3 separate regions of the Mus musculus genome follow, and regions 2 and 3 are each linked to region 1. The links are chromatin contacts, found by Hi-C or POLR2A ChIA-PET in ENCODE. All regions are on one chromosome and are shown on one strand. Each heading gives the region's core, a stretch centred on a gene start or an enhancer-like site at or near the end of the contact. The rest is flanking DNA. Distances are from core to core; before and after follow the strand shown.

Region 1 (3,039 bases), core at 241-2,740:
ACAGTCCCTGACTGATGATCCCTGATCTTATTTACATATTCATCGATTGATGAATGCTTGGTTGCTCCCACATACTGGCTACTGTAAATTGTTTGTATTTCTTTTCTTTCTTTCTTTCTTCCTTCAACATAGGGCCTCTCAGACACATGCCAGGCAACCATTCTACCTCTGAACTCTAGCTCCAGCTCTGGATAACACAAATAAAGGCTGATATGAACAGTCATATATAAGGTTTTGCATGGACACACTATGATAGATAGCTTTAATTTGTCAACTTGACACAACCTAGAATCACTGAGAAGAAATTCTCAGTAAGGGATTGTCTGCATTTAGTTAGGCCTATGAGTATGCTGGTGAGGGACTGTCTTACTTAAGTTATTGGTGCGGGAAGACTCAACCCACTGTGGGCAGCACCATTCCCTATACAGGGTGCCCTGAACTATGTAAGAGTGGAGAAAGTGAGCTGATCACAAGCCAGGTAAACATGGTTACATTCATTTCTCTTTGCTCTGGATGTCATGTGACCAGCTTTTTGACATCCCCCCCCTCCCCCTGCCTTGACTTCCCCATAATGAACTGTAACCTGGAATTGAAAGCTGAAATAAGCCCCTTTGGGTACGTAGTTTCCCCTTCTGAGGAACTGCCAAGGCTGCTTCCCAAATCAGCTGGCCCATTTACCACTCCCAGCAGGAGACTGTTAACTAAGCCTTTCCTCTCACTTCCACAGGCTGATTTGGAGGAAATGCCAAAAGAGAAGTGGTTGTGAGGGTGTGTGGACACTCTAGCACTCCTGTGTAATCGTGGGTAGAGGCCAAGGATGTGGATGGAAGTTGGGTTACTCCTACAATGCACAATGCACAAGACAGTCCCAAGCACAAAACATTTAATCTGTCCCCAGCAGTCTAAATAATGCCCAGGCTGGGAATGAATTAAACAAGGTGATATCTTGAGGTCCGCTATTACCTGGTCTCACAGGCTTAGCTAGCTCAGGAGACATTTTTGAGTGTCTGGGCGCTTAAAAAAGGAGGCATTACGACTCGCGGTTGTTGTGTAAGCTAGCAAGTTTTCTCCTTTAGTCTCTCACTGGGTGCTGTACTCAGCACAGGTGCCTTAGATGTCAGGCTTCATGGACGATATCTGCTTTGTTAAACAGTGATCTTATCAACAGAGAAGGTATCAAGGAGAGACAGGATGGCCACCTGTCAGGGACGTGGAGGAGGTGCCCCGCCTTGGGGGCGGGAGTGGGTATGGGTCGTGGCTCCCCCGGGATGAAGGAGGTCCCATTTGGGCCGTGGGCCTCGTCACCTGCCAGCCCTGAGTGCCTTGCTATCCGGTGCCAACTTGGAGACTTTCCTGTGAGTTTCGCTCGCAGGCTCCGGGCGGCCACAGTCCGTGCTGTCCTCGACCCCGGCACCGCCCGCCGCCAGGCCCGGCCCTAGGGGCGCGGCCCGGCTTCCGCGCGCCCCAGGGGGCTCCCTGCTACGAGCAGCCACGGCCGAATGGCTTCTGACAAAAAACCCTTGACCACCAAGGCCGGCCTCTTCCTGCGAGCCCCGCGCGCTGCGATCCAGGAAGTGGAAGGCAGCGGCCCCGCGCTTCCCCACTGGGCGCGCGGCTGGCGGCGGCGCCCAGCCCGGCCCTCGGCGAGGGACAGCGCCAGCGCCACGCGGAGGTCGCTGCGTCCCCAATCGCCTGCCCCACGATGCGACGCGCCGAAGCGCCCTCGAGCGCCCACCCTGCCGGGTAAGTGGCAACCCGTGCCCGCCGCTCCCCAGGTGGCCCGCGTCCTGCCTCTTTTGCTCAGCTTGATCCCCGAGAGCCCTGGGTGCTCCGGATAGGGCTACGGGACGTCGTGGATGTCATGCTGAAATGAACACCCCCCACGAGCGTGCGGATCCCCCAGCAGGGACTAAGGGTGAAACTAGGTTCTGCAAGGAAAGGGGGCGGCCTTGGTGACTGCCGAACTTGGCCAAACTTTCAAATCCAGACTTTGTTAGCGGGGGGGGGGGGGGGGGGGGGGGGAAGCAGTGCACAATGTGCGGCTGGGAGGGTTTGGTGTGTTCGAGCCCGAGATGTCCGTGTAGCCATGGCTCTAGCCTAGGCTGAACTTTGGATGCAAGCACTCGCTGCCCTGGCCCAGCCAGCCCCATGCACCACGAAGCACCGCTGCTCTGCCTAAACCCCAGCTTGCGCCCTCAGGTTCTGGGACCGAGAGTGGGGGTGGGGGCGGGGGTGGGGAGTAGGGTGGTAGATAAGAAGCACCTACAACTTTAGGCAGGCCCATCCAGCAGCTAACTCTCTGCCTGGAGGATTGAGGCGCCACCAGATCCCATCTGCCACCCCACTGGATCGGCTGGGGACCTTTGGACTGGCCTTTGAAGAGCCTGGTGTGTGAGGAGGGTCTAGAGTGCTCGGGTGCAAATGATTGGCGGGATACCCAGACGCAGATGCAGTCTGAAGTGTGTGAAATTAAATGGCTTGGGAACAACCATTCGGAAGGGATTCCTACTTTTGTGCTCTTCCCTACCCCCCACCTCAAGACCTGGAACACTGCCCAGAGCTACACAAGGTTGGGAATGTCCTGTCATCCCGCCCAGCCCAGTCCTAAGAGAAGATCGGGAAGGGTGGGGTTTGAAGCTGCACCGAGTAGAAAGCGATTTCTGCGAAAGTCTTCTAGCACTTTCTGAGGTGCCATGGATGATGGACGAATCTGGGGTACCATACTTTTTGTATTTCCGTTTAAAAGTCCCGGGCCTGATCCCGGATGAATTCCCGTGGCTGCCTGTTTTAATTCTGTGACCTCATCTCTTTGAGCTTCCACTCTTTAGAACAGGAACGCTATCTGTACACATCTTGTACTCTCCAGGGTTTGGGAACAGTAGGGTGTAACTGGCCCCCATTCGGATAGGAGGGACTGGGATTGTCCTGGGGCGGGGGGTGGGGGGGTGGGGGGGGGCTTGGCTGCCTCCTTCCTCCTACCCCCAATCCCAGCTACAACCACAGCCCGGAAATTCTGTGTTGATGTTTCCCTTGGAAGTG
Region 2 (3,398 bases), core at 763-3,262, 36 kb after region 1:
TATCCCAAAGTTCCAAAGTCCTTCTACAGTCCTCCCCAAAACATGGTCAGGTTGTCACAGGAATACCCCACTGTGCTGGTACCAATTTGTCTTAGGCAGAGTTTCTATTCCTGCACAAACATCATGACCAAGAAACAAGTTGGGGAGGAAAGGGTTTATTCAGATTACATTTCCATACTTCTGTTCATTACCAAGGAAGTCAGAACTGGAACTCAAGCAGGGCAAGGAGCAGGAGCTGATGCAGAGGCCATGGAGGGATGTTCTTTACTGGCTTGCTTCTTGCTGGCTTGCTCAGCCTGCTTTCTTATAGAACCAAGACTACCAGCCCAGAGATGGTCCCACCCACAAGGGGCCTTTCCCCCTTGATCACTAATTGAGAAAATGCCTTACAGTTGGATCTCATGGAGGCATTTCCTCAATTGAAGCTCCTTCCTCTGTGATAACTCCAGCTGTGTCAAGTTGACACAAAACCAGCCAGTACAGGTCTAAACTGAGTTGTGAGGAACAGATCCATCCTTTTTGCCCTCGGTAGAATACTGATGGGGGGTGGTCACACTGCAAACTGGGGCAATAGAAGTTGTGGCCTTGTCAGAGGTATTTCTGTGGTTAGAGGGGGCCTCTGTGGTAGTGTGTGTGCTGTGCTTAGCAAGCACCCTGATCCTTGTACCATCCTTTCTTCAAAAACCACAAAAACTTGACATCTCCCAGGCCCCTAGGGGTCTGTTTGTTGTTTGTGAACACCAACCCTGTGTTGTCCAGATGTCAAAGGCTCTGCCTTTGTCCCATTTCACAAGCCATGAGGAGGCCTGAGTTCAGATTTTGTCAGCACCAGCCTCTTAAAACCTCTGGTGTCTTATAGAGAGTTCCCAAGAAGCAGAAAGAGAAAGAGATGGGCAGAGGTTATACACACTAACTGAACCCCCTTGAAGGCAGTGTGGAGAACACCCCTGGGACTCTGCCACCTGAGGGTCTGGGGACTTTGTGCTGTTCATCAGTCTGTTGCTATCATGAAGGTTAGACGGTTCGTTTTACAGTCTTTTCTCTCTGCCTGTTCTGTGAGAACTGTTACCTGCCAGAAACAGCCCTGGCTGCAAGAGGCCAGGCTAGAGTCTAGGAGTCTAGGGAAGGCCAGGTGCTGAGCCCAGAGGGAGTTGGGGGATTGGAGGGATGGGATGGTGGTGGTAGCATCACCTGCTTCAGGTTATGAGGCTAGTGAGTGACAGACCCACGTCTAGGCCTACCTGTGCAGAGTAGAGACACCAACAAAGGAGGAACAAGAAAGCAACAAATACACTCACCCTCATATCCCCATAGTGCACCTGCACATTAACCATGGATGCAAAATAATGGGGGGGGGGACAGTTGCATCTGCACTGAACAGTGCAGACCCTAAATGGTGCCTCATAACCCCCATTTACACAGCACCAGGATGGCTTAGAGAGAACAAAAGACCCTGGGGTAGTTTAGCCAAGAGAGGAAGGTGTGAGCAGATTATACTGAGATTCAGATGTCTTATCTAAGGACAGGGATGTGTTCTAAGATGTGATCACTAGGCTATCTTATCATTGTTGAGTCAACAACATCCCATAACATGCTTACACAAGCTAAGGCAGCTACTTTGCAAATATTATTTAATCCTTGAAGCCGTTTCTGACAGCTAGACGTAATCAGCATTCCCCCTTTCCAGATGTGGAAGTTGAGGCACAGAGATGTTGACTCTTTTGCCTAAAATCACACAGATAGGAAAAATGGGGTTGGTGATATAGCTTAGTGGATTCAGGCCAGCTTGGACCACAGTGTGAGACTCCATTCCATAGAAAAATGGGGAAAATGCCCATTGAGGGATCCTCAAAGATTCTGGGGAAGCCCTTTGCTACACAGTGTGGTTCCCATAGAACCAGTGCAGTGATGTCATTATTTTGAAAGAGACAAACATCATGGGTGGTCCCTGAGTTGAGAGACACAGCCTAGAGATCCTGATTCACCTCCTGCAGCATTGTGAGAGGCAGCCTTTGTCTTGCCGGGAGCCAGCTCACTTGTCCCCAGAGTCGGTGTGACCTTGGCCACATCCACTTCCTTCCCCAGGACCTGCCTCAGTCCTAGCAGCCTCTTCTCTGATAAGAAGTTGGGAACACTGTGGTCCCCCTTTTAAAAGGAAAATCCAAAAAAAAAAAAAAAAAAGTATGTATTCAGCAACAAGGCAATCAGAAAGTTGCCTCTATTTCTTCTGCACTTGGGCTGGTTTGTTATTTTAGTTAGAATGGCTTTAGAGTTAATGGAAAAGTTGCAAACATAGAACAGAGAGTACCCTGTGCCCTGAGAACAGAGCATGCCCTGTGTCCACCAGCATGCGAGCTGCCCTGCTGACAGCAGCTAACCAACACTTGCCACAGTTACTCTACCAGTCCTTGTACATTAGCGTCAACTAAAGCCTGGACTTGGTTATACCTCATGTCCTCTGTCTGCACCAAGACCCTCTCCAGAGCAGAGGCAAAACCAGTGGCTGCCCATCATTCAAAGGTCCCTTGTTATATTGTTTTTGCTGCTGTGATGAATTTCTGAGGGAAACAGTTTAAAAGATGAAGGATTTATGTGGGCTCATGGTTTGAGAGATCTCAGTTTGTATTTGGTTAACAACATTGCTGTGGACCATAAGCAAAACTGAATTATGGCTGAGAGCCAATGATAAGCAAAGCCTGTCATCTCACGGTGGACAGGAAGTGACAGAGCAAAGTCCATCACCTCCTGGTAGACAGGAAGTGGTGGAACAAAGCCAAACAGGAAAGGGCAAGCGGCATATAAGGACCTGCCCCCAACTGATCTACTTCCTTTAGCCAAGCCACACTTCCTAATGTTTCCAGAGTCTCTGAATTAGCTCTAAGTCAGAGTCCTGGGCTTCAGGTCTTCAACACATGAATCTGTAGGGGACATTTCCTATTGGAACCACAGTAGGTACCAAACAGCCATGTGCCTTGCCCTGGTGGGGTTGACTTTGCTCATTGCTGCCAGTTTGTGGCATCTCTCTCCCTCAGCCTCATTCTTGCCGCCCCACCCCACCCCATCCCCACCCCCTGCACACCCCTGCTGCCTGCCCTCTTTCCCTACTACACCTTGGAAGAAAAGTCACTCTGCTGTAAGCAGGGGTGTTATACCCAGCCTCCTGGATGACAGGACTCTCCATGGCATTGGGATTCTTCCTAAGATTCATCTCTTGTCTGTTTACTTAATCACAATAGTATGTAATCATGAGTCTAGTTTTATACCTTGGGTGCAAACTACCTTGCAACCTCGTGTTTGTACCCCAGCTGTAGAGGCCAAAGGTCAACCTCCTGTGTTGTTTTCAGGTTGGCTTCTTTGTTTCTTTCTTTCTTCATTTATTATTGAGACAAGGTCTTATA
Region 3 (3,557 bases), core at 1,043-3,542, 41 kb before region 1:
TGCTCGACCTTACTTTCAGACAGGATATTCTAAGGTGGTAACTGCTTCTTCCACAGGTCACTTGACACAGCTGGGTGTACTTTCTCCCATAAATAAAGCCAGATCAGACCACAAGCTGCCACTGATCCTCAAGCATCCACCTATCTCACTTGGAGTCTTTCCTAAAGGTCTAGGGTCACCTAACTGCTGGGTCCATACAGAACGTGTCGGTTCTCTCTCTCCTGTAGCCTCTGCTCCAGCTACACTGGCCTCCTCAATGCCATCCCTCAAACACCGCCCCCCACCCCCACCCCCACCCCCACACACTCCTACCTTAGTACCTTCACACTGCCCTTCACTGGAGTGTACTTGCCTCAGTTATCTATATGACTTCCAAGATCACCCCTGTTCCAATGTCACTGTATCAGTGTGGGCTTCCACATCACCTTATAAATGCTTCATATATATATATTTTTTATCCCGAGTGTTTCCTCCCACTATCAGTCCCTTGGGGGTGGAATCTTTGTCTACTGACGCCCACCTGTATCTCGGCACTGTATTTGCATATTTGGAAATCTGCAGAGTGAATGAAGTCAAGAGCTTGTCTGTGAGAGGCTCCAGAACCCACTCTGTGTGCATTCTCTGTCCTCAGCCTTCCATGAACTCTCTGGTGTCCTCCGTGAGACCCAGAGTCTCAAACACTGGACTCCATTCCTGGGCATTCTATCCTACTGCCCACCCTCCTAAGAGGTAGCAGAATTCTAGAACTTTCCAATCCAGAGCTTCATATTTTTCTAATAAAAAGTCTGTGCTTAACATCTCACTAAACGCCCACCCTGCTTTGTCCCCATCTGTGTAGCTGGCCTGGGCCTGCCAGTCTGGGCCCCTGGGATAGCTGTGTCTGGAGATGCAGACTCTCCTGGGACCATAGACTTCCCTAGAGTTTCTGGATTAGAAAACCTCCATGGTATGTACCTTCCTGCAGCTCCAGGGCTTGTCCTCAAACTCAGGGACTAGTTCCAAGTCCCAAGCAAGGCCTGGTGGGCACATGTGTTCCTGCTTCTCTGGAGCCCAGCCTCTGTGACTCTCAGGCTGCCTTACAGAATAAGTTAACCCAAGCAGCTGGAAACATCTGTGGTACCAACAGCCCAGGGATTTGTCTAGCTCAGGAATTGCTAGCCCTGATCAAGCACCGTTTCTTTTTCTACCAAAGATAGACCCCCAAAATGACACCTGCTTCCTTACTGAGATCTCTGGGGAGATTAGCCCTGAGGGTCAGCCTTTCCAGGGCCCCTCTGCCATCCAGATGGCCCAATGGAAGTGGTGTCTGTACTGCCAGTGAGCTTCCCTGCACCTCCATGGGACCCACACTGTATATGCTCAGCCTAGTTGGCTGGTCAGGGTGAAAGCCACACTAATTTGGTAGCAGTTGTTTCTGAATTATCTGCGACCCTGAAAGCCAAGAGACATGTGGTCTTCTCCAGATCCAAGGTCCCCGTACTGAGGTTCTCCTTAGGACACACTGAGGAGGAGGATGTCCATAGAGCAGGGTCCTAAGAGAGCAGCCCATACCTCCAGGGCAGGTAGACTGGGATCGGCCCTAGGTTTATAAGAGACCGGAGCATGAGCCTTGGATTCCATCCAGAGCGCCACCTTTATAGCCCTATGTCATCCCACCGCTAGTCTTGATCCTCTCCTGTGTCTATGGGGTTAAGCCAGGGGACACAGGGCTATGGTCATCAAAAAAAACCAATGTGGCAAATGGTGTTGGAGCAGGACCACAGCAAGAGAAGCAGACTGGAATCTGTGATGACTGTCCCTTGTGACCTATGCGCTGACAGATGGGTATAGACAGCTCTGTGCATCCATCTACCACTCCCCTCTGGCCTCTCCATTGACAACCTGGTCCTGAAACATCCAGGAACCTGTGGGAGAGACACATAAAAGTCAGTTCTTGCTCTGTAAAACGGGGCAGCCCAGTGAAAGGATGACTTGTTTCCATTCCCTCCAAGCCTCGAATGTGGCAGAAGTAGAACAGCCCCTAGGACCTGCCCCTCTTCCCTACATCCAACAATGTAGCTGTGGGGTCTCTGGGTGGGGCCACTTCATAAGATGGAGCTAGTTCAAGGGGGCTCCAGCTGCCTGCTGGGTGGCTGCTTTGTGAACTCTCTATGAGCCCTTTGGGGAGCCGGTGAGCTTCCTCTGTAGTTGGCCCCCTTTCTCTCTTGGCTCCAGGATGTCCTTGGGTCTGTGGCCTTGACCTAGCCAAGAACAACAGCTTCCTCAGGTTCCCCTCAGTTCCATGCTCAGGAACCAGCCTGCTTCCCACATCCAGGGAGAGCTTCCTTTGTGTTCAGAGGTGTTTACAGGGTTGCCCGTGGAAACCACAGTGTCTCTTCCTCCTCTCTGGGAGCAGAGTAGCCATGGAAACAGTACCGGGTGGTGGCTGTCCGGCTAGGTGTGGACAGTGACCTGGGCCAAGGGAGGTGGAGGTGGAGGTTCACAGGCAGTTAGAGGAAGCCAGTAAATCCCACACCCATGACCTCAGTTCAGGGTTGTCTTGGTCTCCTTTCAGCTTAGGGCCTGTGGTAGCTCTGAGCTGCCCTTAGAGGTGCCTGAGGCTAGTGCTTTCCCCACGGGTGCCCCTTAGTAATTCCAGGGATGGGCACCTTTGGAAGGGGAAAATGCTGTCCCTGGGGTTAGCTGGCAAGCAATGTGGCATATCAAGGACTCAATCAGCCATACCCATGCTTCTGTGTTGTTTCGGGAAGGCTGGGGTGAATTCTGGAGTCCTCAGTCCTAGATTTGAAATTCAGCCCTGCCTCACGCCAGCACCGTTGAGCCGCCATCGTGCCTCACTTTTCTGATCTGCTTTCCTACTGAATCAGCATCCACAATGCACGGTGCTGGCACTTACTTATGGTGCTGCGGTAATACCATCAGGCCTTGTACCATCTAATGCACAGTAGGCACTCAGAAGAACTGTATCCTGTAGTGTGTTTTATCCACATAGTGTGTGCTGTACCCATCCACCCTGATTCGACCACATGCAGTGTTCTAGAAAAGTCACAGGCCCCAGAATTCCCGTGGGCCTGGTTCTGCTGCCGTTTTGAAAGTCAAAGGAAGGAAAGAGCCTGAGTACTTGTTACATGCCAGGTACTGGGCTACAGGCAGTCACAGACACTTGTCCTGGTCACGCAACATCTGGGCACCGGGCTCTATTCTGGCCTTAGGGCTGCAGGAGGGACAGGGCAAGCAATGATCACTGTTCCCTGGGAGATTCCAGGCTTAAAAGGCAAATATGGGTCAATGACCACATGGTGTGTTTTCTATTATGCATGTCCAATCTGTGTGTAGCCCCGGCTAGCTGTGAATGCAGCCATCACAAAATCTACCTACCTAAAACATTGAAGCTATTTTAAAAGGGGGGGGCAGTTCTCAGTCATGGATTTTATAGATAATAGCATTGTGTTGCAGAATAACCATAAGACAAATTGAAATGAAGTGTGTGTGCGCATGCGCATGTGTCTGTATGTGTGTGTTCTTATAACCAATGGGCTCTAGGTTAGACAGACCTG

The links. A loop is a pair of places that touch in the nucleus more often than their neighbours do. ChIA-PET counts read pairs that join two places held with the same protein, here RNA polymerase II (POLR2A).
Region 2: a map of heart shows a loop between it and region 1 (7-fold over the local background). The contact joins the enhancer-like site here to the promoter of Rin3 in region 1. A Hi-C loop is called at or near these places in 6 of 37 maps with a recorded cell type or tissue (gastrocnemius and heart). POLR2A ChIA-PET finds 5 or more read pairs at or near these places in 1 of 5 experiments (Patski).
Region 3: POLR2A ChIA-PET joins it to region 1 with 13 read pairs in Patski. The contact joins the enhancer-like site here to the promoter of Rin3 in region 1. A Hi-C loop is called at or near these places in 1 of 37 maps with a recorded cell type or tissue (heart). POLR2A ChIA-PET finds 5 or more read pairs at or near these places in 1 of 5 experiments (Patski).

What each region holds. Positions count from the first base shown.
Region 1 is chr12:102,281,584-102,284,622 of GRCm38, forward strand. It overlaps Rin3 (Ras and Rab interactor 3), which reads left to right and starts at 1,491. Exons shown (of 10, transcript NM_177620.4): 1 at 1,491-1,743. The coding sequence starts at 1,703.
Region 2 is chr12:102,317,344-102,320,741 of GRCm38, forward strand. All of the region lies in intron 2 of Rin3 (Ras and Rab interactor 3), which reads left to right. Among named protein-coding and RNA genes, the nearest start is that of Rin3, 36 kb to the left of the region's middle. Within about 2 kb of position 2,013, at least 1 of the 3 ENCODE cell types and tissues checked has a DNase peak (open chromatin) inside an H3K27ac peak, as active enhancers do; it is heart, where a contact is called at or near this core.
Region 3 is chr12:102,239,944-102,243,500 of GRCm38, forward strand. All of the region lies in intron 12 of Slc24a4 (solute carrier family 24 (sodium/potassium/calcium exchanger), member 4), which reads left to right. Among named protein-coding and RNA genes, the nearest start is that of Gm25203, 12 kb to the right of the region's middle. Within about 2 kb of position 2,293, at least 1 of the 3 ENCODE cell types and tissues checked has a DNase peak (open chromatin) inside an H3K27ac peak, as active enhancers do; it is heart, where a contact is called at or near this core.